Linked DNA regions of Homo sapiens: region 1 is linked to region 2. Evidence: chromatin loops called from intact Hi-C (ENCODE). Cell type or tissue: heart right ventricle. All regions are shown on one strand. Each heading gives the region's core, and the rest is flanking DNA. Links, peaks and the distances in the headings are about the cores only.

Region 1 (12,893 bases), core at 3,083-11,082, 100 kb after region 2:
CATTAGTAAGTCAATAGGAAATGACAGAATTTGAATATCCCCATTCTGCCACCCTAATAGATCTAGAAAACGATTATCAATGAATGCTAATAACACAAAAAGAGAGACTAGTAGTAATGATGTCCCTCCTAATGGAAGGACACATACCACTTATAAAGTCTTCTTGAAAAAAAAGTTAATTGAGTTGAATCAAGCATCTAGCTCTAACTAGCAATTCACAACAAATACAGGGGACTGAGAAACATGGTAGGACCATACCACTGGAATGCAGTCATCACTGGACTGCAAGAAACTCTCCAGTGGTGAAAGCCATGTGTGGTCCAAGGACTGGCCAGTGCTGTTCTACAAACTAGACGTTACTAGTCTATATTGAGATAAGGAGTTTAAGCTAGAATCTAAACCATCTCACTGCTTCCTTCATCGAGAAAGTCTCCCTAGAAATAAAATATCAGCTGAACTAAATAGTGTGCTTAGTGACATATTTTGGATTTACACCCTGGCTTCTCATCTCATCATGGACCAGTAACAGGAGTTTGTGGACTGGCATCTTAAGAAGCACTGGTGTAGAGGACAGGAACCAATTTCTTCAATACATAAATTACAAGGAAAAACTGACAGGGGGACAATCTACATATTCAAAAATATTTAAGACAGATCAACCAATTGCAAAATATGGACTTTTTTGGATCCTGATTTGAATAAACTGCAAAAAAACAAATAAAATTTATGACTCAATTAGGAAATTTTAAATATTCACTGAATATTTGATAATATTAGAAAATTAGTGTTAATGGTAAACAGAATAATGTTATTGTGTTTATGTTTCTTAAAGGGCCCTTATCTTTTAGGACACACATTGAAATATTTAAAAGTAAAATGATTTTTCAAGGATTTACTTCAAAATAAATGCAATGAGGGAGAGAAGAAGTAGATAAAACAAGATTGACCATTAATTGATAAATGCTGAAGCTGGATCATCATTGTATCCTTCTTGCTAGTTTTGAAATTATCCACATCTGTGTTAAATAAAATTCTTTTTAAAAAACACAAATTTGCAGCAGCACCTGGCCTAGTCCATCCTGATATCCACAGTCTCCTACATGCCATCATGCCACACTTTTGTTTTCTGTTTTCGTTCACTTGAAGAACCACCTTTATCTGTTACGCAGCTCAACATTCCTGAGAGGGAGGGGACCCCCATTAAGAGACAACAGTCCAATCCCAACATGTGTACCATGTTAAATCAGTGGCAAGAACTAACCAAAGTGTTCCTACTAAGTATCCAGCTACTAAATAAGGTTACAGTTCACTAGATGAAGAATCCAAGAACAAATGACTTCACTACACCTGTGCAAACAATTAACATGTCGGTCCAGGGGATGGATCCCCTTGGGCATCACAGGTCCTTTTTGACATGATTCATTTTCATAAAGACATTTTATCTTTCTTTATGACAAACATAAACCCATCAGTTAACAAAAGATGTGTTTTGGGGGAAGGGGTTTTTGTGTATCAGGTCCATAAAAAGGTTAAATTTGGGTTTTTCTGTGCATAAGTGGAAGAATTCTTATGGACATGGGAAATATGAAATGGAGGGAGGAAATCATTTAGCAAAGAATCCTGGTATGTCTTCTGACCTTTCAATGTGTGAGAATGTGTGTCAAACAACCTATTTTCAAGGAAGGTCCCAAATGCAAATGAGCAGATGAGTCAGTCTGCAGTCAAATTAGACCCTGCTGTCTTCTGTCAAAGTTCAATAATGTCTGGATTAAGTTAGAACTGCTTACAAGCAAAAGGAGAAAAAGTGGTTTGCCTATCTTTGTAAAATACCTGAAAGGTTTTCAAAACTTTAAAAGGAAAAGTTTATTTTATTTGAGGTTTATTTTTTTCCCAGGAAGTCGGTAGAGCACAGAAAATACCCGGTATTTGCAGTGAGCCGAGATTGTGCCACTGCACTCCAGCCTGGATGACAGAGTGAGACTCCATCTCAAAAAAAAAAAAAAAAAAAGAAAAGAAAAGAAAAGAAAGTACCTGGTATTCATTTGTTTGATTTTATATTCTTACTTTTTTACAAACTTTCTGTTGGTGATGGTGTGATTTACCCCACGGGGATGAGAGACATTAAGTAATTTGAACATTTTCAATGGCAAATAGAAAAGTAACTATTATCTGTTCAAATCGTTCCTTATTTAAAACACTCTACTCTTATTTTTATAGGCTGTGAATGAATATGAAGCAACCGCAACTTCTTAGAGTTTACTGCCAATCAGTTAACCAGAGCTGGCATGTAGGGTGCAGCGTATAGGAACTCTACGAAAGCTATGCCTAAATTAAGATAATGTATGTTTTGTTCCACTCTCACGGATGTTCAATAGTTTAAGACCTCTCCGAAAGTCAACTCTCATTAAAATCAAAATGGAAATCATTAAGAGAAAATTTAAAAATAAAAAGATTTTCAATTTCTCAAGAGAAAGAGGACACAGAAGAAGAAGAACAAATAAGAATCTCTTTGTAGTAAATGAGCATTATGTTGCTGCATGGCATGAAGCCAAAGGAAGGGAACGCTCAACTAGAAAGTGGCTCTTCTCAGGGGCTGCCAATCTGAGTCAGCCTGTCCCCAATCACGCAAGCAAGGCCTGCCCACAAAGCACCTAGAGAGGACAGTGATAACAGAGTGGGTGGAGGGAATACTGACGCTATGGAAAAGGGAGCTTTCTCCCTGTGAGTGCAGATGTGTTGTGTTTGCCCATCCAGTATCCCTTCCCCTTCTCTGCTAACCAAACTCTTCGTTTCCTAAGCCCATTCCACATGGTTCAGGCAGGACTAACACATGGCTCAGTCCTGACCAGCTGGAGTGTCCTATTTCTTTGGCGACAGTGAAGGGCGTGTGACTGGGGCAGTGCTGGAGTTCTCCGCGAGATCTGACATGAGCAATCTGGAAAAGAGGGCTTATCTCTTTACCTCTGAGATTATGTGTTGAAAGGCAGTGTGGCTAAGAATTGTAGGTGGTCATCTGGGCTACCCAATTATAACCAAATCCTTACTCCAACAGAGGCAATTAAAGCACATTTCAAGAATAGCGCACCACCTTGCCATGAAACAATTCTAACTCCCAGGGTATCTCTGCACTGCTGCCAAAGAGAATGGTTTTCAACCCAGTCTTTCCATTTACTAAAATTTAAATTCTTTTCACAAAGTATCTTTTTAAAAAATGTGCTAATCAGGAAAGAGGCAAGGCCTATTTGACAGATCTGCCAGTTAAAAAATGCAAACTTTTTTGGAAGAGTTGAGGGGGTGCATATTAATAAGGAATAATATTTAGTAAGTTTGTTTCCCAATGAAGACAACACAATTTAGGGAAAGAGAAAATTTAAAAATAAAAACTTATCCCCAAACTGCCTTTAAGTATAACCAGATCTCCACAGATATAGTAAGTCCATTAAAATTACACTTTTGAACATTTTAAAATTCAGGTTTGCCTCCTGTTTCTTAATATAATCATTTCTATGATGAGAAAGTGGAGACTGTGGTATCCAGATAGGTATGATTATCTAGATTTTTGCTTTAGCCATAAAAAACAGCCTCTTTGGATGACTCTCTGCCTCATTTTCCTTATCTGTAACAGCATTATAATCATTCTCATCATCATAGCTAAACATGTCAGGCATAGTACTAAGAACTTGAAATGTACCATCCCATTAAATCTTAGGACAACACAGAAAGATGAGTAATTTAATCGCATTTACAAGTGAAGAAACTGAGGCCCAGAGAGGTCAAATCACTCGTCTGAGGTTTCCTCCTAGAAGGTGGTGGAGCCAGGGTTTGACCCAAAGCATGTCTATTTCCACACTTCCAAACCTCCCTGAAAGTGTGGCCAAAGGTTATTAGTGATCATTGAAAATGACTCCTTGGTCCTTTAAAATATGGTCCCACAATCAATACCAGTATACCCCACTACCCACAGCCAGGCTCAAATAGGAAATAGTGTGAGGTAATTATAACATATACCCCAGCCACTAGCTCTGGGTTTTTATGACCAAACTGCCAAACATTCCTAGCCAACTCTTCAGGAAATGTTCAGGCACTTTCTCAGATTCCAGCTAAAACACCGACTATGTGACCCTGGGGAGCACAGAGCTCACAGGGTGGTAATGGGATATAAAATTTGCAAACTTGAGGTCAGTGGCCTCAACTCTGGGGTGTGAAGCACCAGCAGTCCATGAAAGATTAAAAAACTATTTGTCTACTTAAAGGCTGCACATCAAGTCCTTCACTGAAAAGCATTTGCCTACATCTCCTCAGACATTAACCCCATCAGAAAGGGAGAGAAAGATATTCCAAATGGCAGTTCTGCCTAGAATCATTGGAAAAAAAGATAATAATATCAACAAGCCCAAGACAGGGTGTTCATTCTGAAAATGAAGCATTGGGTCCTATTCAAACGCAGCTAATGCTCATAACATAGTTGTCACTTGGAGTAGGCAGATGTTTTACAGTATTACTAGGTGAGATGATATGGAGGAAAACACAAGAATTTAAGAATTTTTTTCTTTCTTTAGCATGTTTATTACATAAACTCTTAATGTATAGTTTGGATAACTGAGCCAGCAAGTTACACAACAAGAAACCAAGCTTAATCACAGACCCAGAACTGCCTTAGTTGATCCCAGGTCATTTGACTCTTTGACTGCCAATTAGAAGTGTGAGTATGTGTGTGGTGGAGGGTTGCGGGGAGGAGTCATGCTTCCGATTCCCGGAGAAGACTATTTCTCTTTTTCCAACCACCTGACTGATACCCTCATTGACAACTACCTCCCTCAAAAAGTCCCATCCCACCCAATCCTTTCTAATGTGGAGGTTCCCACTGAGAGCAGGGTAGTACTGAGGATCTAAAACTCTGCTACAGTATCACCCCTTCAGGGCTGACCGCTGAGAGAGTAATCACACTGCCTAAGATCAAATAAATGAGAGAAAGAAAACACCCATGCCCACAGGATTGATAAGGTTTGGTTATTTCAAGTATAGCAGAGAACTTGCAGATACCAGTCCACCTCTTGAGGGTGTGAACACAAAGAGGCCCAATCTATTACCCAACAACGCGCCTCTTAGGTCAGCTCTCGCTACCACGTGACTCAGCTTCCACACCTACGAACCGGAGAGGAAAATAAGCACCTTGAGCACTTGTTCCTGGACCTTCTCTGGGCCTCAGTTTCAGTATTTATACATTTCTAAAATCTGTCCTACTATAACTAATTTATAATATGAATTTTTCTAAAGATGGATGGTCTGGCTATGGAAGAAGATATAAGCCATAATTTCAATGGCAAAAATAAAAGCATTTAAAAATAAGAAGGTCCTTTAAAAGTTATTCATCAAAGGCCCAAACCTATTAGGGTCTGATTACACAATCTTACAAATTAGCACTGAATGAACAGGGGAAATGATACACAATAAACCATTAGTTACAAGAAGCAGGATGCATCAAACTTTACATAGTACCATATACACAGGTGCATACCAGACAATGGATTAACCTGCTTTTCCACTGCATTCCTCTAAATGTTTTCATACGAATCTTTTCTGGCATCCAAGTGTCTTTCTTTTATGTCCTGACTCTCCTCCATAAGCTCTCTGTCCCCTAAAAGAGGCTGATTAAGGCCACAGGTCGCCTGGTCCCAATGCTGCCGGGAGTGAAGGGGTTGTCATCAATCTCTTTCAAAACCCAGCATCTGCTCTGTCCAGCCTAGGTCCACTGGCTGGCAAGACTTTCACTCCAGAACCTTCTCCCAGCTCTCTCCTCCTGCTTCCCTCAGGCTTTCTCCTTCCTTCCCCTAACAAAAACCTTAACCCTGTTTTGCTTTTTGAACACCCCAATGTTCCCAGGTAAAAATTTTGTATTTTACTTAGACCTTGTTTACTTTTCTTAAGGTTTTAACTCTCATTTGATATTCCTATCCTCCCTATTTTATTTGCAGCACAGCTTATGAAATTACTTACAAAAAGAAGATGAAACAATGATGATGAAGAAAAAGAAGAAAAGGAAAAGATGGCAACAAAGAAGGAGAAACAGAACCGGAAAAGGAAGAAGAAGAAACCAAAAAAAAAAAAAAAAAACCACACACACACACACACACACACACACACACACACACACACACACAAAATGAAACCCTGCCTCTGGAATACATTGTCTTTATTAATAAAGATATTACCATACTTCAGTTCAAAACCATGAAACTTGACAGCAGACAATGTGTCTTTAGGGCAGACATAAATCCTGTCTCCCAACACCAACATCATAAAATGGTTGTACTATATTTGGACTTAGATGTGTTTGGATACTTATATTTGAATGTAAGTATGACTGATGGTCTAGGAATTCATAATCCTTCAAAATGTTGAACTAAACCACTTGTTTAATGGAGCAGTTCTCCCACTCTGAGCCTGCTTGCTGTCTGGAATACATCTCCGGCTGGGAATGGTGGAGATAGGGATTTTTGCTTTCTCTCTTCCGCTCTGAGGGAGCTGAATAAATAGAGTCAGTGATAACTTCAACCAAAAAAAAGTCACTTAAGTTGAAAAAGTGGTAGTCACAAGAAATTTAAATCTAGGATTTGATATAGTATAAGACACCCACAATGCAAACTTGACTATATTCCTAATCCAATTTTATTCTATTGATAATGTGGCTACTCCATTTATAAGAAAAATAGTACAGTTCAGCTCATTACAACACCAATTCTATTAGCAACTGCAACCTATTTTTACTTATTAGTATAACCCCTAATTTAAAAAATTGAGGTGGATTACACCAACAGATACATACATTTGAGGCTATAAATAGAAATTGAAAATAAAATTCCATACAGAAGAAAGTTAAAACATACCAAAGTTAATAAATTAGAGTGATTGCCCATTAAATTTATTTCATGTATAATCTTAAAAGCTGATTTTCTTAAAAGCAAATGGAAAATGGTTAGATGTTTTGAAATTCTCATATTTGAATAAAACAAAACATACTGCTTCATTAGGAACTTTCATTTTATTCCTGACAGTTGTGAGTTCTTTAAATGCAGAACTGTGGACAAACTAAGATCAATGCCCTAACATGAATCTAACAGAACATGCAAACACAATATTTATGGAGCTTTTTCATTCTGAAGTTACAGCAGCAAAATACAATGAGGCATCCTCAGTAGAGAACTAAGCCAACTGAACTTGATCAAGTTAGAATTAAAACTTAAAGTATCTGATTAGCCTTCTCAAAGATCTATTGCCTCACAGTGGTAGCTGGTCTCCAAAGATGGCTCCACTTTCTCCCCTCCCAGCAGACACATGATGCTCCTCACATCCAAAGGTAGGTCTTAATAGTCCATGCCCTTCAATCTGGATGAGGCCTATGACTTGGATGGAATTCCAGGTCATGCGATTCCAGGCTAAGTTTGAAGAAAGTCTGGTAGTTCCCACTTTTGTGCTCTTGAGAGATCCTGAACTGCCATGGAAAAAGTCTGGCTATGCTGCTCTAAAGACCATGTAGAGAGGCCACGTATAGAAAGGGGACAACCTGAGACTATATAAAGGAGAATCAAGGAAGCCAGGCAATGTCGAGGACATATGAGTCCATGTGACCCCAGCCAGCCAGCCCCCAGCCCTTCGAGTTAGCCTACGGTCAATATGTGGGATTAACACATGTGACCAGGGTCAGGAGGCTGTTGTTCAAGATCCAGCCCCAACAGACACTCACTCTGAGCAAGGCCTAGTCGCTGCATCTGGGGCTCAGTCTCCCCATTTGAAAAAAAACACATTCAATGGCTCCATCCCGGGGGCAGGTTCAGGCAGGAGACTGCATGAGAGACAGCTTTAAAACTTGGAAGGCCCCCAGCAGAGCCAGACAAGTGGCTCTTTGCTTCCTTTATTCCCCTCCTCAGTGGGTCCATTTAGATAAACCACACCCAAGTAAACAGGGCTGCAGGCGCCAGTGCCTGGTCACAGAACCAGATGCATATGTGAAGAAGTCATACTGCCTGTTCCAGCCCAACTGACATTGTGGGGCGCAGAGACAAGATTCCCCACTGTGTCCTGTCTAAATTCCTGAGCCACAGAATCATGAGAAAGAATAAAATTGTTGTTTTAAGCCACGAAGTCTGGGGCAATTTGTTACGTAGCAATAAAATAACTCAAACACTCACAAATGAAAATACTTTGTTTCATGGTAGTAGAGGGCCTAGGCCTGATCTCGTTTCCCTTTATTTTCTCTTTATGGTGCTACAATGACTTCGTGTATGGTAAGTTTGAATATATATGGAGGTGGGAGCATTCTAGGTCCTCCTCGCCTTTGTCTTTCACAACCAACTAGTCAAGTACTGTCTGCATTAACTCTGGAACCACCTGAGTCTCTTCTTTCTTCACCCCTTTCACTGAATTTGCTCAGACCATCGTGGACTCTCACTGTGACTCCTATATTAGCCTCCTAAATCCAAATCTCCCTGTCTTTAGTCTCTCTTCTCTCTAATCATCTACCCTTCACACCTCTACCCAGTGGCAAAGATCTGATCATGTTCCTATCTTAGAATCCTTTACTAGCTCCCCGTCCTTGCCTTTCACAACATCAGTGACATTTATATTTCCACTAGTCCCTCTCCTTTCCCTAACAACATTGCCACCTATGTACGGGCTCACAAGATTGCTCAAGGTTGCAAACTGCACAGCTCCAGAGGGCACTCGTTTCATAGACTGCACTACAAACCATGTCACTTGGAACCATGCCGTGCCAACCCTGCCCAACTGCAGTCAATGTCCTAAGACCTCAGACACTTCATATCCCTTTCCCTTGATGTATTTTTCACTCATCTTTCCTTTATTTCTCAGCTATACTTACTCCAAGCTCTAGTCTATATAATTAACCATACCCAGTTAATCAGCTCATCAAAATTGCTCAGAGTTCAACTATCAAAAACTATTCTATTGAACATGTGCCGCATACCCAGTTCCTAGATGTTCCTAGAGATAAATAAAACAAGCAAGATCTCTGCCTTCAAGGAGTTCTCACTCCTAGTAGACAGTCACTTTTTATCACGTAGATCAGAGGTTGTTAAACTTTTTCTGTAAAGGACCAAAGAGCAAATGTTTCAGTTTTATGGGCCATACTGTCTCTGTTGCAACTACTCCACTCTGCTGCTGTAGGGAGAAAGCAGCCATACATAATAAGTAAATAAACAGGCATGGATTTGTTTCAATAAAACTCTATTTTCAAAAAAAGTGAGCTTGGTCTTCAGTTTGTTGACCACTGATAAACTTTTTTTTTTTTTTTAAGACAGGATCTTGTTCTGTCGCCCAGGCTAGAGTGCAGTGGCATGATCATAGCTCACTGCAGCCTCAACCCTCTGGGCTCAAGTGATCCTCCTGCCTCAGCCTCCCAAAGCACTGGGATTACAGGAATGAGCCACCATGCCCAGCCCTAATAGACTTTCACTGTAAAGTCACTTCTGATCAATCCCATTCCCACAATGATGCTTCCCTTGGCTTGTAACAGCATCTGCCATCAATAAATGTTGAGTCTTTCCACATAGCAATGGTGGGAGAAGATTCTTGGGAAACGAAGGTATAAAAGGTATGAAAGAAAAAAATTTACCAGCTACAAGATTTATTATAACTGTAAAGCAGTAAAATATTAAGATTAAGAGCTCCAGCTATGAAGCTAGATTTTCCAACTCTACCACTTACTAGTTTATGTCCCTGGAGTAATTACTGAAACTCTGCATCCCTTGTTTCTTCATTTGTTAAATGAATAAATAAGCTTAATTTTCCTCATAAAGGATTTATGTTTTAAAGGAATTAGTATTTGCAAAGTACAATCATAAGTGATACATCAGAGCTTTTTTTTTTTTTTTTTACCATTATGGCTGCAATTTAATGTAAAAAATTGGGCTGAGTTTACAGGCAACCAAGGTTAAAAAATGAAAAAGAAATAATTAAATAACTCATATGACTGGTCGTGATTTAAGACACATACCAATTTCCACTGGAAAGAGAAATACTTCTTGCAACCCTATTCAGAGAGATTTCTCACAGGGGACATGACAGCAAGAGGGTTCTGAACAACATAAACAGCAATGCCTCCAGCTCAGAAGCCCACACAACGCCCAGCAGGCTGCCTGCAATGGTTACCTACCACCCTCACACAAGTCAAGGTCTAATATTAAAATATAATACGCTGTCCAAAGTCCCACTGGCTCTAACATCCTATGATTCTTTCTGTTTTATTAATGTCTTTGCAGAAAGTTTCTTGTTGGACTAAATAATACTGTGTGATTAACCATACTTAGGATTTGTGAACTAGCATGAAAGAATATTAGGAATTTTAAGTGGAATTTTACCAATGTCTTGGGCCTGCATTTTTGTCTGGTGGAATGAAAAACCAAAACCATAACTAAAATTAATGGAGAAAGAAAAGTTAACGTTAAGTTTTGTCTTTAGAACTTAACCTCTGCATACCTCGGCTCTCACATCTGTGAAGGGAAGCTTATGAAAGCACCCAGCTTGTAGAGTGGCTATGAGGATTCAATGAATTATCATATGCAAAACAGTAAGAACAGTGCTTAGCAACATATAGTGCTTAGTAACATATAGATGTTACCTAAATGTTACCTACCATGGCTGCAATTGTTATTATGTATTTGTTTAGACTTAATACCAGACCCCCTTTCCAGGGACGCTGTCCTTCTGTGCACTCACGGTTCCTGAAGTACCCCCAGGGTTATGGGGTATATGTCTCTGGCCTTCCACAGAACTAAACTCAAGCTAGCATTCAATCAAGACTTCCTGAATTAATGAACTTTCTGAAACCCCACTTAATGATGAGTTAGTGGTAAAATGCTTATAATAGGATTCTTGTCTTCAATGATTTAACTATCTAATGAGAAAATCGACTTGAACAATCATGAAACGCTAAACTATCATGTGCCTGAGTTAGGCCACATAACTCAGGCCTGATATATTATTGATGTCGGTTTCTTCAAAGAATCTCATGGGAAAAAATTCTAAGTTGCTTAAGCAGGCCCATTTGCTGGGTTCATGTTTAAAAACAAAGAAATTGTTAAAAGAATGTATTTCTCTTTCAAGAAAACATTTGTAAAATCTTATTTTCACATTGAAAATAAAGCTAAAACTCCCAAAGTGGTTAGGCTGATTGGCTTACTGGAAGAAAAAGCCAACAAACTGGTACATGAATACTCTAATAATTTTTTAGTATTTTGCTTGATTAGAGTCATCAGTATAATACTATAATTTTTAAAGTATATGCTACACAAGACGATAAAGGAACATTTTAATATTCTTTAAAATTCCAAATAAGGTTGAAGGGAAGTCTGTACTCCATTTCCATCAGCTCTCATCTCATTTCACCATAGGCTGATGTATGTTTTAATTAATTTGTATTACCAACTTACACATTTTTATAAACAACCTCTATGTCTTCAATGTTACAAAATGAGTCACATAAATAAATATTTTGTCTCTACCTTCTTGTTTCATGTGTGGAATTGCTGAAATCTTCTATTTAAGAACACTATATCCTTTTTTAAAAAAAAATTGTGTCCCAATATTTTAGCTTAATCTTTTCAATAAATGTAAACCATACCCCTGCAGGAGTCTTTCCCCATATTTAATTATTAGCCCATCTGACTTCAGGTGAAGTCTTAAAGTCCCCTTTATAAAGTAAAATGGACTTTATAAAGTCTACAGAACTTTTTCTGTATTCCCTATTACAGTTCTTTATTTTAATAACAGACTTCTACATAACTAATCCCTTGGAGTTTGCCATCACATAATCTACCATGGGTATGAACTGTTCCATGTGTATTTTTCTGGCAACAAGACCTCTGGAAAAAAATAAACAAATAAACAAAGACCAAAAGGAATCACACACAAGGGGACAAATTGTGTCAAATACAACTGGTCTCATGTACCTATAAACCACACAACAAGGGCAGAAGTCTCAATCCATCTTCTCCAAGGTTTGGGAAAGGAGATCTCACTGTGAAGAACTTTTCCCCCTTTGACAGGAAACAGTAATATTTCCTTACTTGGGAGCTAAAGCAATAAGGCAATCATAAATAAATGGTGCATAACTATTGCTATTCAAGTACAGTTGAGTTTTTTTTTTTTGGACTGTCTCCCACACTTTTTGCCTAATCACCATTTAGAGTTTAGCTGAGAAAAATTCCCATGAATTGAAAGTCAAACAAATAGCGTTATGATTTTATTATTTTTCATAAACCCATTTCACATATCAAGCAATGCCCAAGGAAAAGAAAACTACTATACATTTATTATTTCACGTGGTTTTGAAACTTGAACAAATCTCATTTGAAAATAGAGAAAAATGCAATTTTTGCAGAGTAGATGGGGACCACACTGATTCCATTTTTAAAAAAGGATTTCCTGTAAAAACAGAAATTGGCAATTTACTCTAAGAAAACACAGCAGAAGCTGGGAAGAAACTTGAGGATGCCTAAATTTCCACTGTGGAACAACTTTTGCTGCCCAGTGGGGAGAGAATAAAAAAAAAAAAGAACACCTGCAACAGGGGGGGAGGAGAGGAAGACAAGCTGGGACTGCACATCCAGTGAGCAGAAAATGAGGCAGTTTTCTAATCTAGGAAGAGAGGGAGCTGACAAGAAAGGAATATATATGCATTTGAAGAATACCAAGGCGGATTTTGTAGTCACCTGCCACATCAGAGAAAAACAAGAAGGCAGTATTTGCTGGGGAGAAGGAACCAGTGCACAGCAGATACTGATGAGTTTAAGGTACCTTTTAACTAGAGGAAAGATTAGTGAGGTGCTGAAAGTTGCTGCCACCAACTGGGCATCAGGCAGACTCGGGGGTTACAA
Region 2 (12,893 bases), core at 2,891-10,890:
AAGGCAGCCACACTTCTACTTAACACAAACAAAAAGCAAGTATGTCAAAGAGCCTACAGGATTCAAAGCTTCATTTAAGGATAGAGGAAGCTATAATTGTAATTAAGAAGAATGTACCTTTTTCAAAGTGTCCCTAAAAGTTAGTATCTGAGTCCTACAACACCTGCCAAAGATCGCATGAGGAGACAATGTGGTATTAAATATTTTTTCTCAACCCATTAATATAAATGACAGCTACCATTCTTATTAAGGCCACTTAGCGTACATCAATATCTAAAAGGTTTAAATGACAGCCCATGTCAGAAAAATTTGTTTAAACAATAGAATTAACATTGGCAGAATGGGGGAAACATCTTTTCCATGCTGGCTGAGTGAGATTTGGGCCCTTTATTGAAGATAACAATAACAAGAACAATAATGATGAGAGTTTGCATGTGCTGAGTGCTAGACATAGTCAAAATGCTTTATGTGTACCCAATCATCTAATCCTTATAATGCAGGTAGGACTGTGGGCCTGATTCTATACCTCTGGTGCCCAGGTACGCCTCTTGCATTACACTGAGGCCTTCAGAAAACTGACATGAATCAAACCTGAAATAAGAGCAAAGAGGCCCATCATTTATAAAGTGAGGCTAAACCCAAGTCTCCAACTGGCAGGGGTTTTTAGGGTGGGTGTGGGGAGTTTCCACCTAGGTACATGCCTTTGAAAGCCAGCAGGTCAGGAAATATGTCATAGTGCACACCTCCCTGAGTTCACATAGATTAAGATAAAATGGGACTAGGCCAAATTGTTACATTTGAAAGAGCTTAAACGACTTCAAATTCCCCTTAATATGTCCCCTTCTCAGTGACACACCCTTTTGCCTTCAGGTGTCTAGTGCCTTTCCCCTTTCCTAAACCACCTTGTTTCTCAGTGGCATGGCTTCGTAACAAATAAAAGCAAGAGTTCTATCTATTACCAGGCTGTGGTGGAAAGTTCCCGACAGCAAAGGCCAGAATAAGGTGTTTGAATAGGATTGACTCACACTCTGAAACTCATTCATATGAATTTATTATTTCTCCAAGTTCTTCCCACTCTGTGTTCATCTCCTTTTAATTGAATTTGAGGCATCCCAAGTTAAGAGGGAATTTGAGAACGGTCACTTTCTCAGTTTCTATAAATCAGGCTGTGTCAAATGCCAGCCATGAAAGCAAACCAGGTGGGGACGCTTGCTGGGGAGTGGTGCTTGGCTGGGAAGAGCTATTTCCGTGCTCTGGACATTTCTCCCTGCTTCCTTGAGGCAGAAAAGGAGGCAGAGCTGCTGGGGAGTAGCTGTCCCATGGTAGCTGTCCATGACCCCACTGGCTTCTTGCTGTGACCTTAAGAAGAGTCACAAATGGCAGATCTCTTCCTTCCTTATTCGCCACCTGTCCTTTGTTTCTGCTCCTTCCCATCCTTCAGTCTCATCTGTTCTCCCAGAGCATTCTTCCCATGCCTAAGCCCCTTCATCCTAGGGCTCCTCTGGCAGAATGGGAGGAAAGAGTGTGGAGGGCAGATGGATGGAGCTTGGTGTCTGTTCTGGGACAGGCATCACCATCTATTACTTGGCTATCTAGAAGCTCCATCCAAGATTGTGGACTTGACAAGAGAAACCTGATCCTGACAGTTAACCTGATCCTGACTGCCTAGATACTAATACAATGAGAGAAAAAAACTAAAAACTGTGGCAGCTGTTTAAAAGTAACATGTGACACACTAATGATCATGAATGCCACTGAGCCTGTGAGCTTAACTTTGATTGTACAAACTCAACCCAGTGTAAAATGTATCACTAAAAACTAAACAAGCTGACTCTTCATGTTGACAAAAACGTCAGCCATACTATTTTATAGTCACATCACGTACGCCAGCTTTTATCCATGCTGCATCCGCCGCCCGATCACAACTTGAAAATGGAGTCTGAATTCTTATCCATGCTGCATCCGCCGCCCGATCACAACTTGAAAATGGAGTCTGAATTCTTATCCATGCTGCATCCGCCGCCCGATCACAACTTGAAAATGGAGTCTGAATTCTTATCCATGCTGCATCCGCCGCCCGATCACAACTTGAAAATGGAGTCTGAATTCTTATCCATGCTGCATCCGCCGCCCGATCACAACTTGAAAATGGAGTCTGAATTCTTATCCATGCTGCATCCGCCGCATCACAACTTGAAAATGGAGTCTGAATTCTTATCCATGCTGCATCCGCCGCCTCATCACAACTTGAAAATGGAGTCTGAATTCTTATCCATGCTGCATCCGCCGCCTGATCACAACTTGAAAATGGAGTCTGAATTCTTATCCATGCTGCATCCGCCGCCTGATCACAACTTGAAAATGGAGTCTGAATTCTTATTCATGCTGCATCCGCCGCCCGATCACAACTTGAAAATGGAGTCTGAATTCTGGAACTGGAAAGAACCCCCACATAGCATCTTGTTCAACCCCCTCATTTGAAAGCTGAAGTAACTCAGAGATGGTAATTGACTTATCTAAGATCACACAAAGCATTAGGGACTTGACCACGGGGCATCAAGGACGGGAGCCAGGCCTGCCTTATTTCCAGGGCTCTTTGACCTTCACCGCAGAGATTTTTTTTTTTTTCAACTAATTGTATAGAGAGAGCCAGTTACCTTGAACAGTGAAAGTCTAGGGCCTGCAAACAGCTGAAAGAGGATGGAGCCCCATCTATGGTAGTGGGTTAAGCCGCCCCGGGAATTCTCCTTAGCTCCTGAGAGGATAAGAGCCCCTAACAGTAAGTAGCCATGAGATAAATATGCTATTATTTTGGAAAGGGGAAGTCCTGAGGTTTTTGGCTCACATATTATGGAGTGCATGGATTTAAAAGCTACACTTTTAAAAAGGTCCTGTGCATCATGCAGTGCTATTATAATTGCTAAAGGCTGGGCTGGCGATAATCTAAATCCCAAAATATTAGTGGTTAATTAGGAATCCAACGGACTTCTTCCAGAAATAAAACTTAATCCCTTAATTACGCTTTTTATTTCTTAATTTCCTCCCATAGTAACCTATGCAAATATGGACTTGGTTTCCAAAGAAAAATGTTCATGTGTTCTTTCAGCATGCGTACTCTACAGTCATTGGAAAGATCAACAAAGAAGGTGGGCATGAACTCTTTCCTTTTTTCTCAAATCACAGCTATAAATCTCAATCTTTTCCTTCTTAAATGTATGAAAATTTAATAATTGTTATTTAAATCCCTTCAACTTGTTAATTTACATTTCAAAATGTCCTCCAATTATATGTATTTATAAAACACTTTTCCGTAACATTTCTTTTTTTTTTAGTTTTTGGAAAGAGGGACATTTTAGGAAGGAAGTGAGAATTCTGCAAGAGGAAGATCTCATGGAAAGCAACTCGAATAATGGCATTCTCAGATCTGAGAGCGTGAGGGTTAGCATCTTGTGAATTTGCTAAAGCCAATTTGATGGAATTGGTTTTTCTTGAAAAAATTCTATGAAAAGTACTCAATTCCTTCCCCTCCAAGTCTAAAGGAAGCTACCTTTAAAAAGCCACTCAAAGCAATGGCAAAGGTACCAGGACATTTTCACAAGGGCACAGAACCCCATGGTTATACTCATCATCTTTCTAGGGAACATATTCAGTGATTACGGGCCAGACTTCCTGGGTTCCCTCTATTGGCCATCTAGACACCAGCCGATGCCCAGAGTTATGCCATTTCCACAGTGAGACACTGTAACCGGAAAAGAGCAAGGACGTCGAAAAAGTGAACCCGGCTTGCCAAGAGCTCTCAGGGTACTTCCTGATTACTTTCTTACCAGAGTAAGACAGGTCAACCCTGTTCACACCAGTCTCCAGGCCAGAGAATGTATAGCACTAACAGGACATTCTCCTCTAGTATCAATTTTGCATTGATACTAGAAGGAAAAGAAGGAAAAAACCATTATCTAAATTAATGTAATAGTAGATGGCAAAGGAAAAAAAAATCTAGCCAAAATAGTCTGTTTTTATCTTGCTGCTGACTTTCACATGTAGCTGGAAAATTTTTGTGTGTGGAAAAGGATTAAGTAATAGACTGAGTTTTTGGTCCACTGGATACACCACCATAATAGGTTTCTTAGCATCAATAAAAAGATTCGAATGATTTTTCTTTCAGTCTGAGCATTAAATTAGAATCTTCTGTCTAGTCCACATCCATAGACCATTCCTGTTAATTGACTTGTCTGAATGAAAAGCAAGAGACAAAATCAATTCTACTCAGGCTGGAAGCCATCATAATTTCAGAAAACAAAACACAGACTGGACAAGTCATAAGGACTATACTCCCCTCAATCTTGAAGCTGATTATATATTCTGAAGCTGAATATATTAAACTGAGAAAGCCTAAAAGATAAAACACAACCTATCGTTGATGTAGGTTTTGCATGTGATAAACTTTAATGGCTTGTTAAGTTAATGTCATATATATATGTGTGTGTGTATATAGATATATGTGTGTCTATATAAAGATATGTGTGTGTGTATATGTGTGTGTGTGTGTATATATATATGTGTATGTGTGTGTGTGTGTGTATATGGCCCGAAAATCTATTCCAGAATAATAACTTTCATCTAGGAAAGAGGACAATGTAATATGGCTCAGCAAGCACCAGAGTGTGAGTTAAAGAGGTAAATTTGAGCAGTCTTGTCTGAATGGCCTCAGACAGGGTACTTAATACACCCAAGACACCATTCCTTAATATATAATGTAGAGTGTGGAAATAGCTGAGTTCTTTGCCCCTTTCAGTGCCAACATTCTCTGCTTCAAATTTAGATCTACAGTACAACTTCTAAAATACATTGGCCTATCAAGAGTCAACTTTATTGTTCTTTGAAACTTAAAATGTTTTTTTAAGAAGTCTTTAGAAAGAACTATTTTTTCACAACTACCCCGAATAACTATGTATAACATGTTCAAGAATGCAGTATCAATTATAAATTCAATGATGATTTATAACCTAAAAACAATTCCAACTCATAAAGATAGTTCTATCAGAGTTAGATTATTCAGTTTCAGGGCAAGTAGATATTAAATGTCTTACATGTAACTTATGAATTGCACCTTAAATTTAAAGCTGTCTTTTGCTCATCTGATATACAGTGGCAACTGACAAGGTTAATTATCCAGCCCAGACAAATAACTTAGAATGTACTCACTGTTAGAGTCTAGGGGCATAAATATAACAGCATCTGTTTTCAATAAAAATGCATCCATCTAAGTGAAACCTCAAGGTGGGGTGAGTTGAGGATGAAGGAAAAAGTTTTCTCTTCTGATCTTGATGAGAGATGTAGCCCTGAGAATGCTGTTACACTATTGTTGGACATTACTATATATAAGTTACATGCACTCATCAAAGAAAAGAGAGTCCAATGCTGCCTACATATTTTCTAGATGCTCCCCTCTCACGAAGAAATTATGACTGTAATTGGAAGTCAGGCCTCATTTCGGCAAAGAGCAGTAGCAGTAGTGGTGACTATAAACACATCCTCTGTATATATATTTGTAGAAGTTCAATCTATAAACTAAATGTAAATATAAAAATTATCTCAAATTACTTTTCTGTTTGACTAACATTAAAAGCTTTTCATTTGATAGGCAATTACCATCCCCCAGAAAAGAAAATCATGAGCATGTACTAGGAGCATAAATATAAGGGTTAATAGATCAATCTGCCTCCCCACACACAAAATCAAACATACCTTTTAACTAGAAAAACTTCGGAAGATATATTATTCTGAATGATATCTAATGACCAAATTTAAATTCATGTCTCTAGAACTATGCAAAAACATGTGTGTTGAACATTTTAAACCAAATGTTGGTTCAAAAATATTTCATGTTTTTAATATTTAATTTGATTCAGATGGACCTCTTGTTTTGGGTCTATAAAAGTGGAAAAAGCTACAGGGTTTTTCTGGTCCAATAGCACAAAGGCATATTATTACTGTTAAAAATATTATATTTACACATTCACAGGGATGACAAAGACAGAAGGATTTAGGAATAATTTGCAAACAAGCTTGTTTCTAATGTTGAGTTTTGCCTGCCCCCACTACACCCCCCAACTGCAAAGCATAAGATTTCTTACCTTCACATTTTTGTGACACTTCATTAAGTTTGTGTCCAGCAGGGCATTTGCACTCAAAAGACCCAACAGTATTAATGCAATTTCCTCCCTGACAGAGCCCGGGGATGGCCTGGCATTCATCCACATCTGTCAGATTACAGAAGACAGAGAGAAAAAAAAAAAACTCATATGAAATTCATTGCAGAATAAAATGTGATAATTTGTCCACAATTATGTTACCATATTTATATCGGTGAGTTATTTGTCCATCACAATATTTGGAATATGATTAGAGAAACTGTTTCTCACAATTGCATTATGTAAAATACATCGTTTGATTAATAATGTTCCATAAGAAGTCACAAGTATTTTTTGTTTTCCCACCTTCCATGTTTCCTAATGTAGAGGAGAGTGCATTAACTTTTGCGGGTTTTAGCACATATGCAGCAAAGTATAAAGATACGTTTAAAAGGCCATTATTCACGGCCTCATTTTTATCTCCAGATTGGTAGTAATAATCAGAGTTATTCAAAAAATCTTGCAAATCAAAATGCAATACATTTCTACAATGAAACTACCTTTAAGAGTTGTACTGAGTGATTTAGTTAAAACGGAATTTATTGAAGGTCACTCAGACTACACGAGACAGCTAATGTTTTTGCGCAAATGAAGTGGAAATGTTCACTTCACATTCTGGAGAAGTGCCTTGCACAGTAAAAATTAAACAACTCAGAAAATTAGGCCAAGAAGTGAGAGAGATTGTTAGGTGAGTGAGTGTGTAGTTTCAGCTGCAGACTTACCTTGCTGGCACAGTGGCCACCAGAAGCCACTTTTGTAAATGTCAGTGAGATCATGTCTTTCCCCAGCTCAACGTGCAAGTGTGTACTATGTCCTGGGGAGTTCGACATGACTTCTCTGATCTTTTACCCATTTTCCACCCTCCTATCTCTCCCACCACACTGGATTCCTCAAATATGCCAAGGATGCACCTGCCACAGAGCTCTGTAAGGCTGCCCCTCTGCCCGGAATAGTCTTCCTCCAGAGAGCTGCATGGCCCACGATGTCTCATCCTCCAGGTCTGTGCTCCAATGCCACTTTAGCCACGAGCCCTTCCCTTGACAGTCCAACAGCAACACCTGGCTGCTGGCTCTAATCATCCTTCCTTCCCTGTTTATTTTTTTCCACAGGACTAACCACCCACTGACCTAATACATGCCTGTTTGTTTTATTTAATAAATTGAATGTCTTCAAAATGTCTTCAATATAAGCTTCCAGAAAGCAGGGACTTTGTCCATTTTCTTCACTGTTGTATAACCAGCACCTAAGGACTAACTTGGGTTCTTATGTGTAAGCCCAAATATTAACCTTCCAGGAGCAAAATTAATCATTTCAGGCTCACTACTTTTGTTATAAAGATTATAAAGTACATGTACATTCTCTCCATCTCTTTGTTCATAACAGAAAAGTCTGATTTAATAAAGAATCCCCAAGCAAACAGTCTAATGTATTCTTTTTGAAACCTGGAAGCTTAATGTGCTCTTTAGTTTCACTCTTCATTGAGTAAAGAAAAAAGTGATTGCTGTTTATAAGATCTCAACCTGTGTTCTTGAGAAAAGTCAGCATGCAGTAAAAGGGATATTAAAGAAACAACAATTTAGTTTATTATAAAAGTATCACTTACTGTTTTAAATGAAATATCTTAACCCACAGATACATGATTATATGTGGAAAATCATTAAATTATGTTTTCTAGCCAATTTCAGTTTTGTCTTAGACCAGAATTTTCCATTCTCTTGATGTGTTGAATGTATTTTTTAAAATGTTTTTGAAAATCAAGATTTTTACATATAGGCAGAACTAGCTGTCTTGTTGATCATGATTTCTGGCCAACAGAAAATATAGACAAGGCAATTCTCCACTGGCTGTATACTCCAGGTCTGAAGACAGAATAAGCTCCTTTATGAACCCATTTGCCCACAGCCCCTCACATCTGACCCAAGGACTGGAAACACCAGCAAGGAGCAAGAGCCACAACCTGGTGGCAGAATCTCTTAGAAAAAACAACAACAACAACAACAACAACAACCAAACATGAAGAATTTCACTCTCAAAATAGCAATATAACTGCCATTGTGATTCAATGGGTTTTCAAAACTTTTCTTATAAAAAACATTTTTTTTCTTGGATGTTGAATAGCAGAGTTAGAAAGAAACAGGAAGCAAATGCTGGAAAGATCCAGATTTATGAAACGAATAGCAAAGCTAAAGAGAAGGCAGTTCATTATCCCCACCCCCCCAATTCCATTAGCACCCTAACCTCTGACAATGGGTCACTGATGGGCAGCTGAGGCAGTTAAAAGTCTAGCTCTCTGGTCACTGTCAACAAGTTCATGGGTATTAGCTAACTTTGTAATCCCAAGATGAACAAATTCTTCAAAACTCACTGGGATTTTCTAAAAACGGGAAAAATAAGAAGGCACCAAAAAACAACTAAACTTTTGTAAAATACTACAATCCATCCCTTGATAATTTTAGAGTTTCAAGGTGACTTATTTCTTCTCCTGACATTCAGAGGGATACATTTAAGGGCATCCAAAGGAGCTGTATGTTGTACATGGGAGCTGAAGGCCAGGAATGACAATATCAGAAGTGGAATTTATTGAAGTGGAATGTAATGGAGACCCACAAAACTGTGTGACTAAGCTCAAGTTCTGTTTTATTGCACATTACCCTTAGAATTAACATACAAAACAACGCCAAAGTATTATCTATTTGCCTCAGAAAAGCATATCCTGAAGTTTCTGAAAATATTGCAACTTGCTATAAAAAGTCCTGAGGCTGTCTAAAGGAAACAGATACAGGCTGAGAGTTTTCAATCCCATCAGTTTAGTGTGGAGCTGCCTCTGTTCACTTCCTCCTGTTTCCTGCCAGACATCCAGACAATAAAAGAATTTGTACAGCTGGAAGAACAGGAGTAAAAGCCAAAAACAGAGTAAGGGCTTCTACGGGAGGCAGGAGAAGCAGCTAGCAGGCGACATCTGGGGATATTTAAAACTGTGAAACAAATCCTAATTTATTTTGGACTTGTAAAAAAATGCAAAATGTAGCATGCAAAATGTCGAGAGAAACAATTTTCTTCAGGTCAATTAAGCACAACCCATGAGAGAGGAACTCAACAGTTTCAAATGAAGAAAAAAAATTAAGAAAAACATAAACTACCTTGTTCACAAACCTTGCTTTGTGTTTCTACACAGCACTGCCATAATGCACTGCATCGCTGTAAACAGAATCACACCACCCCTGGAGTCAGAGGTACATACAAACACCTCTGGGGTCAGAAAGGGGGAATGGTTGGCAAGAAAACATTCAGTAAGACTTCAGCTGCTCTCTCGAGAGCCACGTTCCTAATGCCTTAGTTGGATATCATGCAGTCAGCGAAATTGTGAAGTTATGTAGCTGACACTACTTTTCCATTCTCTTCAACTTCATTGGAGAATGGCTCTCCAGAGCAAATAAGATTAATCCATTAATAATTCCATCAGCCCGGGTTTACCTTGACAAGCTCCCGTGCGGATATTTGGAATGAAGCCACGGCGGCAGGGGTGAGGCTGGGCAGGACACATCTCACAGGGGTGGCCCCAGGCTCGGCCGACTGTGGCACAGCAGAGCGTTTTTGTGCAGACAATCCCGCTGAGTTGTCCCTGGCACATCTGGTTGCTGATCACAGTAAAACATGGGCCTGTCCTGTAATCTGAAAATAAAGAATAAAAATCTGATGAAAATCCAGAAAAGCAGGAACCATCATGCAGAGGAACAGCTGTGCTCCATCTTGCTTGACTCCAAATTGAGAAATGAATTTCAGGGACAGAATCATGCATCACTGTCCCTGTGTAAGGCCTTGGATAGACCATTCTACTTCTGAACCCGATTTCCTAACCTACAAAATAGGGATGAAAACATCAGTTGTTACCCACTTTGAAAACGGCATTGTGAGGATCAGGCGAGCTAATGGAAAACTCTTTACAACTGTGAATTGCTATACAAATGTAACATGGTAATATTATTATCCACTCATTACTTAAGAAAATATATCAGTGCCTACACTGAATCAGCTCCTATGCCTGATACAGATGCTTCAGTGACTAAAAGAGGCCAAATCCCTGACCTCACAGAGCTTCCAGTCTATTGTTATTTAGGGCTGAGAAAGCAAAGAATTTTGAAGCTTGCAGTGAGGCAAGTCATGGCACCTTCTTCCTGGGAGTTCCTTCAATAAAAGAAATGGTTATCTGTTTCTTTTGAGTTGGGGTCATCTTATTTCAAATACAAAACAAGCAAACCAACAAACAAGAATTTAAAATTTTGTCCATGCAAAACACATTAGGTTTTAATATAAAGAGTGAGGACACTGGTCTGAAATCATTGTAACCCCTAGGCAAAAGGACCATCTTAAAGCAAAACAGGGATAAGCTAAGTCCACAAGAGAATTTCCAATCAGAGCAGTCTACCACCAGCTATAAGATCTGCCTCTTTTTTTTTTTTCCTACAGAGAGAGAGCCAACAACAAATAAGAAAGATAAAGACGTAGTGAGCACAGAGGACCAAACCCAGGTTGTCCCCTTGTGAGAGAAATCAGGGCCATAATATCCATTTCCGTGGTTCTACAATGACCTTGACAGACAAGGGAGGCTGGGCTGGGGTAAGACTCATGGGCTTCTATCCACAAACCAACATTTGCATGCTTCCAGGTCATTTTCAGAAGTGTTTAGGTGCAGTGATCCCTGTGAGTCTAAAAATGGACTCAATGACCCCAGTAAGTTCCTTTCACCTGTGAACGCAACAGTTTTATGAAAATCACTGGCTGTGCTAATGAAACTACTGGGATGCTTTCATTATTTTCTTCTTTCTTTAAGTAGCTCATAGGACATCGCAGACATGCTATTTACTAAGGAAAAAAGGACAACTTTTCATTACAGTACCAGCAAGAGTCAACATTCTGGATCGTAACAATGTTTTGGCAATAGCTGAATCTTATCTGCTGGCATCCCTCTATCCTGTGTGTTCTCTCTTGCTTTCTTTTTCTTGCATCTCCACTCCAACCCCTCCCTTGGAATTTCAACTCCATCTGCTCCCCATCACTACGTGCTCTTCCTCCCTCTCCTCTGCTATCTGCAATGAACCACCTCTGTTCAATGGTGTTGCAGAAACAGCACTGCTCTGATGCCCATGCTGTAAGATCAACCTTCTGAAGAATTCCAAAAACAAAACTCCATGCCAGTCATATATGTAAAGAAGACTACCATATCCAAGCTATGGCAGCACTGGAGAGACAGACAGGATGGTCCAAATGCCGAGTCCCCAGTTCCCCAGCTCCCTCCCTCCATGCCAGTGTTATGTCCCACTCACAGGATGCAAGATAATTTTAGATTTTAGTAGTCACATATTAATTTTAATGTGTATTATGAAACAGCATAAATATATCAGACTCATGATTTCACAGTTATGTCTGCTATGAGGATGATGAATTGAAAAACCTTTTAATTCAATTTTTTAAAAATATTAAATACTAGTACAGGTGATATGCAAACAGGTCAAAAATTGTGTGAGTGATATCTACATGCAACCAGACTCACCATGCCAAAAGACAAGCCTAAGACCTCTGTGTCCCTCTTCTCTGCATGATATAGCCCCACCCACCTTTCCAGCCCTGTCTCCTGACACTTTCTCTGTTTATCATTTGTCTTTTTTTTTTTACTTTGTTTATGCATTTCTTACTCTACTGTTTTTTTAGTTTTATATAGTCAAGCTGTAGGTATAGTTTAATATTTTACATTGTATGCCAGATTTATTCAAAACCTGCTATCTTCTTCCACAGATACTGAATTCAAACAAAAATATAAACAAGTATTAAATACTGAGCTGTTGAATAAATCTCAGCCCTCATTTCGTTCTTTCGATGAAGAAAAAGTCACTCAGCACTGCAGTAATTTGGAACAAAATCTCTTTAAAATGCAGGAACTATGTGGACAAAGTGAAATACCAAAGTCATCTTTATTTTTTTGGCTCAATTCTCCCAAACAAATACCTATAGGGATTTAATAAATACATCTTTGCTGTTTGGTCTTTCCTTTCTATTTCAATATTTTATTATGTATTTTAATTCAAAATTAAGTAATTACTTTAGACAATTGAGAAAAGGCAGTAGCATATAAACAAATGTAATTACACCTAAAGAAACCCTTGATAACGTATTGATTATATTATCGTACGTAAGATTTTGTGTGTATGCATGTGTGTGTTTTATTTTTTTAATCATAAAATAAGGATTATACTAAAAATATACTTTTGAATCCTGCTGGATTTTCTTCACTTAACATTGCCAAAGCTTTTTCCCATGTAATAAATGCTATTCTACAATATGATTTTAATTGCTGCATAATTTTCCATCAAGTTATAACAGAATGTGTTCAGTAATTTTCTTACTGTCTATCATTTAAATTGCCTCTAATTCTTCATTATTACACATAGCATTCAGTGTACATTACAATGAATCCTTTTCAGGATAAAAACAGTCATCAAGATTTTTATGACTATATATATCCTACATCTGAGACTAGAAAGATCACAGCAGTGTAATCTTTTATTTAAAAAATAAATAAAACTCTCCATGTTAGGTAACAAGAAAGAGAATTTAGGCTTGTTTCTTTCTGTTAATTTACTGAGACAAGTGCAAATGCTTTAATCAAACAGATTCAGGTTAGCTTGCCATATTCAATCCTTTTTA

Evidence for each region. Hi-C counts contacts between places; a loop is a spot of excess contacts. Peaks named below come from ENCODE experiments on the same cell type or tissue, not always from the same donor. Only the 100,000 strongest peaks of a DNase experiment are listed, where the experiment ranks them.
Region 1: it touches region 2 in a loop (2.0-fold over the local background); 26 of 110 quality-filtered maps call a loop at or near these places.

What each region holds. Positions count from the first base shown.
Region 1 is chr15:48,628,743-48,641,635 of GRCh38, forward strand. All of the region lies in intron 2 of FBN1 (fibrillin 1), which reads right to left. Among named protein-coding and RNA genes, the nearest start is that of FBN1, 11 kb to the right of the region's middle. In heart right ventricle, for the core only: no CTCF peak of the experiment used is centred there; no DNase peak of the experiment used is centred there; H3K27ac peaks cover 3,403 bases.
Region 2 is chr15:48,527,946-48,540,838 of GRCh38, forward strand. FBN1 (fibrillin 1) reads right to left here. Exons shown (of 66, transcript NM_000138.5): 7 at 9,666-9,863; 8 at 6,135-6,260. LOC124903488 (a long non-coding RNA gene) reads left to right here. Exons shown (of 3, transcript XR_007064628.1): 1 at 1-2,779; 2 at 3,050-3,146; 3 at 3,333-3,412. Among named protein-coding and RNA genes, the nearest start is that of FBN1, 110 kb to the right of the region's middle. RefSeq lists an enhancer at 1,788-2,987. In heart right ventricle, for the core only: no CTCF peak of the experiment used is centred there; no DNase peak of the experiment used is centred there; H3K27ac peaks cover 3,417 bases.